2 separate regions of the Homo sapiens genome follow, and region 2 is linked to region 1. The links are chromatin contacts, found by Hi-C or POLR2A ChIA-PET in ENCODE. All regions are on one chromosome and are shown on one strand. The core of a region is the stretch at or near the end of the contact, and the rest is flanking DNA. Distances in the headings are between cores, read along the strand shown. Region 1 overlaps MTUS2 (microtubule associated scaffold protein 2). Region 2 holds the start of ALOX5AP (arachidonate 5-lipoxygenase activating protein).

What was found. A loop is a pair of places that touch in the nucleus more often than their neighbours do. ChIA-PET counts read pairs that join two places held with the same protein, here RNA polymerase II (POLR2A).
Region 2: a loop to region 1 is called in a map of B cell, with 5 times the contacts of the local background. The contact joins the promoter of ALOX5AP here to the enhancer-like site in region 1. A Hi-C loop is called at or near these places in 1 of 168 maps with a recorded cell type or tissue (B cell). POLR2A ChIA-PET finds 5 or more read pairs at or near these places in 1 of 52 experiments (activated B cell).

The regions. Positions count from the first base shown.
Region 1 is chr13:29,494,871-29,499,276 of GRCh38, reverse strand. It overlaps MTUS2 (microtubule associated scaffold protein 2), which reads right to left. Exons shown (of 16, transcript NM_001033602.4): 13 at 1,941-2,039; 14 at 740-859. Among named protein-coding and RNA genes, the nearest start is that of MTUS2-AS1, 9.3 kb to the right of the region's middle. RefSeq lists an enhancer at 2,675-2,754. Within about 2 kb of position 2,081, at least 12 of the 41 ENCODE cell types and tissues checked have a DNase peak (open chromatin) inside an H3K27ac peak, as active enhancers do; they include B cell, where a contact is called at or near this core.
Region 2 is chr13:30,733,536-30,737,541 of GRCh38, reverse strand. It overlaps ALOX5AP (arachidonate 5-lipoxygenase activating protein), which reads right to left and starts at 1,999. Exons shown (of 5, transcript NM_001629.4): 1 at 1,867-1,999. The coding sequence starts at 1,936. The region is part of intron 2 of LOC124903146 (a long non-coding RNA gene); the gene reads left to right.

The DNA.
Region 1 (4,406 bases), core at 832-3,331:
TGGGTGTTCTGTGCCCCCTAGGGAGTGCCCTTTGCTAGCTCTGCAGGAGCCAGGCTGGTGGGCTGAGGTGGGCGAGTGTGGGTCAGAGCTAGGACTCTGTTCTGGACTGAATGTTTGTGTCCCCCCAAATTCCTGTGCTGAAACCTAACCCCCAAAGTGATGGTATTAGGAGGCAGAGAACTGGGGAGGGGATTAGGTCCTGAGGGTGAGCCCCTGTGAATGGGATTAATAGCCTTATAAAAAGGGCCCCAGGGAGATCCCTGGCCCCTTCTGCCTTGTGAGGACTGGAAGCACTGGGCCAGGGCTCCTTAGCTCCATCTCCGCATCTGTAAAGCGGCTGGTGGCGGCAGCTGCTCCACAGGCAGCCGTAGGAGTTAGGCGCAGGCTCGGGGAAAGTGCTCCGTGCAGTGTCTGGGCATCAGGGATGCTGCATTGTGCTGGGTCCCCACACGTCCCCAAGAGAGGGCGAGAAGACAGCACAACTGTGGGAAAACCAGGGCGAAGCAGAAAGAGACTGCCCATCAGGAAGGCTCCAGAGTTGGACAAGGTGAGGCCACCTCCAAGATTCCTTATGAGAGCTCCTGGATTCCTGGGAAAGGCCAGCTGTGGGATTTTCTGCTTGGGTGTAAGCAATGGGCAGGTAAGGGACACACCTGGCTGAACACCATCAACGATGACATCAGTGATGACAGCAGGAATGTCATGGAGGTTACTCTCCCGAGCAAACAGACCAACTCACCAGCTTTTCCAGCTCAAGAATCTTCTTTTCTTGCTCGTGTATTTGCTGATTCTTCATTTCTAATACCTGCTTCAGACTCTTCATGTCTTCTTCCAAGTGCTGATAAGGAGCCAATGCAATCTACAGAGGCAGAGAGCCATGAGCTGTTGACCAGGATTCCCGGCAAAACCCAGTATTAACCAATGTCACGAATCCAGCTAAATCTATCCTCCTGGGACAAGCGCCCTGATGGCAACTGCAACACCAAAGAGAGAGGATGCTCACAGCCTTCCCTGATAAAGGGGCCCTGCTAGTTTCCTGCTGAGAACCCTCCTAAAATCCAGTTCTGTGGGGGAACAGGTGAGACATGGCCATCAACCACTGGCAAGTCTGACTCCAGAATTGCTGGGGGCTGCCAGCCTGTGCCCAGCAGGGAATTCATGGGGTAGAAAGAGTAAACCCAACACTGGCTTTTAACATTCACCCGGCCGACTTGATTCACCAGGTAGCTGGGACTCTTATAGGTCCCACCTATGCCCATAAAAAGCTCAGGCATAGGAAATGAGCAAAGTGGTTTAAGAAGCAGAAAAGCCATTTTAGAAAAAGTCATGTTGGAGTAGTGCTGCAGGATATAACAAATTAAAATATAGTGTGTCCTGTTAAATCCAAATTCAGATAAATGACATTTTAAAAAATTCAGTATAAGTATTGCATGGGACATACTTATACTCAAAAATTTATTTATCTGTAATTCAAGTTTAACTGGGTGTCCTGTATTTTATTTGGCAACCCCATGTTAGAGGGAAGGAGTTTTGCCAGCTTTTCTGGAAAAAATTCCCCTCAACTGAACGCATGCTGCAGCCAAGGCTGCCCCATGTCAGCTTAAAAAGTTGCGGGAGAATGGGCTGGAAGGGGTGGTCAGGCCAGCGGAGGGGGGTTTCCAGACCATGCTTATCATAGGAGCCCCACGACTCCAGCTGGGGAATGCTGTGGAATTTGGCAAAAATAACACGTAGCTGGAGAAACCCACAGCTGCTGTCTGTCTCAGGGGAGAGCTGCTGACAGGAATTGTTTAAAAATCCAGGGGAGGTCGTGACCAGCTGTCACTTCAGCAGCGGATTCACAGAGAGGCCTTGTCTTGGGACGAGACTGCTGAGGGAGTCCCTCGGCCTTGCTGGGGCGGGGTTCCTGCGGGGCTGGAAGCCTGGAATCCAGAAACGACCTCCAGCTGCTCCTCTGTGTTCTTCCTCAAGGCCTCTTCGAAGCGGCGGGCTCTGTCCCGCAGAGACTGGCTCTGGAAGGTCAGCGTGTCCACCTGGTCCTGCAAGTAATGATACAAGGAGTCCAGCTGGGGCCACTACAGACAGCAGCCACCACAGCCTGGGCAGCTGTGATCAGCAGGCCACCACTGTGCCCTGGGCATCCTCAGAGTGTTTCCCTTGGGGCTGAAGAAAGAGGTGCCAAAGGAGAGCCCCCACAACCACACAACAGAGGATGGTTTCCCCCAACGCCTGCCCTCGGCTCCCTCCTTCTTAGTGCTTTGTCAGGAAGACACCACAAAAACACTGAACTGGAGGCATTTCACAACATCTGACCCCACAGAGGCAGACAGTCCTCGGAGAGAATCCTCAGAGGTGCCTCTTGTCCAGGAGGCACCTAGCCCCTGGCTTTGGGAAGGACCGCGATGAATGTATTTCAAAGATGTATTCTCATTTAGGAAGCTCAATTCAGATCCCTTCAAACCCTCCTTGACTTCTTTCTCTCCCTTGGGACCCCTCCCACATCAACAAACCTTCTAATCACCAAGTCCATAATCAACTCCTGCCATCCTGCCTCCTGAATGTCCCTAGAACCCACAGAGTCCCCTGAGCTCAGGCCACTCTGCCGGCTCCTTCCTGGCACGGTTCCTCTTTTTCTCTGAATTACCACTCTTTTGCCCTCACACTGCAGTCAGGCACTCTTTCTAATGTGCAAACCGGAACCTGTCCTTCCCCTATCTCCTCCTCCACTGCCCTCAAGGTGCAGTGCACACTCCCTAACACAGCATCCTCCCAGCCCCGCTGCCTCCCTTTCCTCTCGCAGCCAGCTCTCCTGCTGGCAGTGCCTACCTCCAGCCAGCTCCCTCTCACTCCCGCTTCACTCTGGCTCCCACACAGTCTTCCTGGCCTCAGGACTGGGTTGCATGTCCTTAATAGGAGCTGCCACGTAAGCTGAGTCCACACAGTCTCCTCCTCCCTGCTCAGACCTGCCCCGTGGCCAGACTGGCGCTCCCAGCCCTCAACCTTCCCATGCCTGTCAGCTAGGCAGGCAGCTGGCTGCTCTCCACCTGCAGGCTGAAGGAATACAGGCATGTCTATGGAGACACTGCACCCCTTCCCCAGGTCCCAGGGCAGATGCACCTGCACTGACCCTGCCCCACTCAGCTCTGGCCATGACTCTCAGGACCACAGGCTGGGAAAGGACCACTGATGCCCAAGGAGACCTTCACCCTTCATGTCTCACTCATGCAGACCAGTCCAAAGCTCTTTGCACAGGACCATTTCTGTAATATCAAAACACAGAAACTAGGGTCTCCCATGAACTCTTCTAAAAAATATATAGATATAGATATAGATATATAGATACACACACACACACACACACATATAAAGAGAGAGAGAGAGAAAAAGAGAGACAAAGACAGAGACAGAGACAGGGTCTCACTCTGTCGCCCAGGCTAGAGTGCAGTGGTATGATCTTGGCTCACTGCAACCTCCACCTCCCAGACTCAAGTGATCCTCCCATCTCAGCCTTCCAAGTAGCTGGGACTACAGGCGTGCACCACCACACCCAGCTAATGTTTGTATTTTTAGTAGAGATGGGGTTTTGCCATGTTGCCCAGGCTGGTCTCGAACTCCTGACCTCAAGTGATCCACCCACCTCGGCCTCCCAGAGTGTCGGGATTACAGGCATGAGCCACCATTCCTAGCCTCCCATGAACTTTTCTGGCAAGAGAAATGGTATCATCCCACCAAATAATAGGAAGTGATATTGTGAATGCTAATAAGTGCACACAGTGACACTAACATGCGAAGTGCTGGGCTTGACTGCTTGCTTTCTTATGGTGGAGGACCCTCTCTGCAAACCTCCCTGAGTAGGTTTCTTTTCCTCTTTTTTGTTCTCTTTTCCAGTTACTTCCTTTTTTTTTTTTTTTTTTTTTTTTTGACAAAGACTCACTCTGTCACCCAGGTTGGAGTGCAGTGGCATGATCTCAGCTCACTGCAACCTAAGCCTGCCGGGTTCAAGTGATTCTCGTGCCTCAGCCTCCCAAGTAGCTGGGATTACAGGCCCCCACCACCACATCTGACTTAAGTTTTTTTTTTTTTTTTTTTTTTTTTGAGACGGAGTTTTGCTCTTGTCCAGGTTGGAGTGCAGTGGCGCGATCACGGCTCACTGCTACCTCTGCCTCCGGGGTTCAAGCGATTCTCCTGCCTCAGCCTCCCGAGTAGCTGGGATTACAGGCATGCACCACCACGTCCAGCTAATTTTGTATTTTTGGTAGAGACAGGGTTTTACCATGTTGTCCAGGCTGGTCTCAAACTCTGACCTTAGGTGATCTGCCCGCCTCAGCCTCCCAAAGTGCTGGGAATACAAACGTGAGCCAATGTGCCTGACCCACATCCGACTAATTTTTTTGTATTTTTAGTAG
Region 2 (4,006 bases), core at 750-3,249, 1.2 Mb before region 1:
AAAAGTCTAGATCTCCATATTGTGGCTGTCAGGACTCAGACATTTGGCCATCTTTAATCTTACCTCTACCTCCCACTTGTCCCACAGAAGAAGACTTAATCCTATCTGTCAAAAAGAATTCGAAATCTCACCACTCACCTCAATCTGAACAGGGTTTGCTAGACCATGATGGCAAAGTCCAGGAGAAAGCCCTGGGCAGAGCAGGGCCAGTTCCCTGGTGCACCTCCATTAGGAGAGGTGAGGAGAACCTGTCCTTGAAACAGAGAGCTCTGAAGCTTCCCACAGTTCAGCTCTGAATTGAGAGGGAGCTGGAGAGAGTGAGCTCAAACTTCGTAGCTGGGTTCAGCCCCAACTGCACAGGCAGGGAGGGGGCACAAGGTCCCCTGTCCACCGATGCTCCTCAGTTTTATTGATGGGTGTCAGGGGAGAGGCCAGAGGGGAGATCCTTCCAGAGCTGAATAAGTGCTAGCCACCTGCCCACCCATACAGCTACCTTTGCAGAGACTGCAGGCATTGCTGCAGGCTGACCTGTCCATCACTGTAGCTGTTTTGTTTCCTGCTCTATCCGCCTGTACCCAGAATACTATCTGGGCCAGAGCAGGGTCTCTGTACATGTATGCGGGTTGAATAATGGAATCCTTGCCAATTTACAGGGCCAAGGGAGCCCTGTGTGAAATCATAATGGCTCAAGAAAATGGTGGCCTAAATAAGCCATTTGTTCCCTCTCTGAGCTACAACTTTGTTGTGTGTAATTTAGTATAAAAATGTTTGGGTCAGAAAGCCACAAAGTGTAGTTCTTGTAGAAAACATACTTGGAGTGTGTGAAGCTGAGCCTTTCTGGTGCAGAGGCTGAGGGGGAGGCTTGCTCTGTGCCCAGAAGGCTACATCACCAGCATCTGTCCACACTCAAGATGGGGGAAAATAGAATATCCCAAAGTGATTAAATACTCAAAGTTCCAAAAACGTGACAGCATGTCAATGTTCAGTAATCACCATAAAGCTACAGCAGCTGCCCTTAGTAATTACTCTTTTTTTCTCTATCTTAATAAATATAAAACACAAAGCCACTGGAGATAGTTATGAAAGTGGTCTGAGGCAGCCCTAACTCAGAACTTTAGGAAGACAGCTCTACACAATTCTCCCTTTTCCAGATCTAGGTATCCTGCTTGTTTTTTGTTGTTGTTGTTGTTTTTAACTAATAGCAGGAATAATGGAAATGCAAACGCTGAACAGGACAATTTTCCTCTCTCTCTCTCTCTTTCTGAAGTATACACTGCATATGAAAAATGCTTCCAAAATTATACGTGCTAGAGAAAAAGAAGGTATCACCAAAAAAAAAAGTTTCTTCAGGAGAAAAAAAGAAAAAAGTAATATAGAGGAAAAATAATAAGATGATTTTTTCTACGCACCTCCCAAAATCACTTTCTTTTTAGACTGCAGATGACTGGTAACTTCAATTGCACTGCAGATGTTAGAAAAGCCCAGTATCTGAGTAAATGTGTATATCATGTTCCCTTTCTAGTCTTCTCACCTTCCACCCCTTGCCTGGCCACATTAATTAATAGTTAAAATGCTGATCATAGACACTTCGGTGAGGGTTTTAGCAAAACCTTCAAGTTGCAGCCCTGGCTCTAAAAATGGGACTGGTAATCACCACAAAAGTGAAAGACTAAGAGGAGGAAAACCCCAAATTTACACAGAAATACACACAACCCTATACATTCAAATAAAAAGAAGAAAATAAAGATAAGGTAAAAGTGTTTGTGCATGCGCACACACAGACACAATTGTTTAAGCCTGACTTCCAAACAACCATCAAAGAAAATCTCCCCTTCTGTTCTTCCCTGAGTGAAGGGCTTTCCTTACCATTCTGGACCACGCTGATGAGGGTGACGATGGCCAACAGGACAACATTGCCTACAGTTTCTTGATCCATGTTTGCTTCAGGCTCCCCAGAGAGGACTGCTCTGCCTCCAGCTGCACAACCTGCCCTGTACAGGAAGGGGAAGTGAGAGCTTGCACTCTTTCATCATTACAATTTCTGAAGATCCCCGGCACAATTACACAGTGCCTTCTTCTTCCTTTTTTTTTTTTTTTTTTTTTTTTTAACTAACCACCAAAATGCCCTGGCTGTGGTTCAGTGTGTCCCACCAGGAGAAGCAGGGCTTGGCAGAGGAGCACGCAAAGCCAGCACACTCTCCTACATTTCCTTGTCATGGGAAACTTCCCTGAGAGTCTCCAGAATGAATCCTGGACCCAAGACCATGACCAGCACGAGCCCAGCACAGGCACCAGAGAATCTGGAAGCTGCCATCATCTCTGACTTCAGCAAAGAGAAAGAAGGGAAAGTAAACCCAAAACTTTCAGGTCAGACAGAGTGGCATAAACCTGTAACCCCAGCATTTTGGGTGGCTGAGGTGGGAAGATTGCTTGGGCCCAGGACTTTGAGGCTACAGTGAGCCAATGATTATGCCACTGCACTCCAGCCTGGGCAACAGAGCAAGACTGTCTCACACACACACACACACGCACACACAAATGTAAAATGAAACTTTAAAAAAATGTATAGAACACCAAAAGATCTGTGCCCCAAATACTGTCCTTCTTTTTTTGAATTCCAAGAAAAAAAGTGAACACTTAACACACGGTAAGTAGCAGCCACATAAGGTTTGAATGAAGGAAGGAATAAATGGCAGTGGGGAGGGACAGCTGATATCTCCATTTCTTCAGAGAAAAGTAATAAAGGGAATTCATAAATTAAACCAAAGAATTCAAACCAAACCAAAGAATTCAGGTAAAAGGCAGAAATGGAGTTACAGATGATCCCTAAGGGAAATTCCCAAAGGGAACTGACTTTTCTGAGGCAATCGCAGAAACACCTTCCTGGAAATTCTTTTCAACTGAATAAGAGTAGAGTGGCTGTGCTTTCTGAGAAAGTATAAGAGTGGACCTGCTGGGTGGGTGAGGTGGCTGCCTGGTATTCTGCAGCTCAGATCAGTGTGAATGGCAATCCCTCTGAGGTTACATGGAAAATGCAAAATACCTGCAATCTTTGTCCCAGACTTAGCTATTTGGCATTGGTTAAGAGGTGCTTTTATCAAAACTTCACTTTGAAAGGGAACATGGACCACTGTAACTAGTGGCAGCAGGGAGGGCTGCATCTCGGCACGGAAGAGGTCAGTGTAGGGGAAGATATTGCTCCCTCATAGGTACAGTGCCAGAGGCCCGCTTCAATGCCCTCGGTTCAGCTGAGAGAGAAAGGCTGATGAAGGCAGCGTGCAGAGTTGTGTGCGGGGAAGCCAGCAGCCAGGGCTGTCGGGCTGGTCATGACACACTTGGGTACTCCCTGAGTACCTAGGGCACTTTGTAGAGTATAGACTTTATATTAGCCAAGGCTCTCCAGAGAAACTGAACCAATATATAAATAAGTCTCCTCATATATATATATTGCAGATTTATAATAGAAATTGGTTCACATGCTCATGGACACCATGAAGTTTCATGGTTTGCCATCTGCAAGCTGGAGACTCAGAAAAGCTGCTGGTGGAGACCAGTCTGCATTCAAAGGCCTGAGCATCAAGGAGGGCAATGGTGCAAGACCCAGTCTGAATCCAAAAGCTGGAGAACAAGGGGCTCCAGTGTCCAAGGGCAGGAGAAGATGGAGGGCAATGGTGCAAGACCCAGTCTGAATCCAAAAGCTGGAGAACAAGGGGCTCCAGTGTCCAAGGGCAGGAGAAGATGGATGGCCCAGCTCAAGAAGAAGAGGGAATTTGCCCTTCTGCCCGCTTTTTGTTCTATTCAGGCCCTCAGTGGATTGATGACACCCACCATATTGGTGAGGGTGGGAATTCTTTACTTAGTCCGCTGATTCCAGTGCTGATCTCTTTCAGAAACACCCTCCCTAACACACCCAGAAAAAAACATTTTACCAGCTACCTGGGCATTTTTTAGCTCAATCAATTTGACATAAAATTAACTACCACAGAGTTATTACAAGATTGGTTAG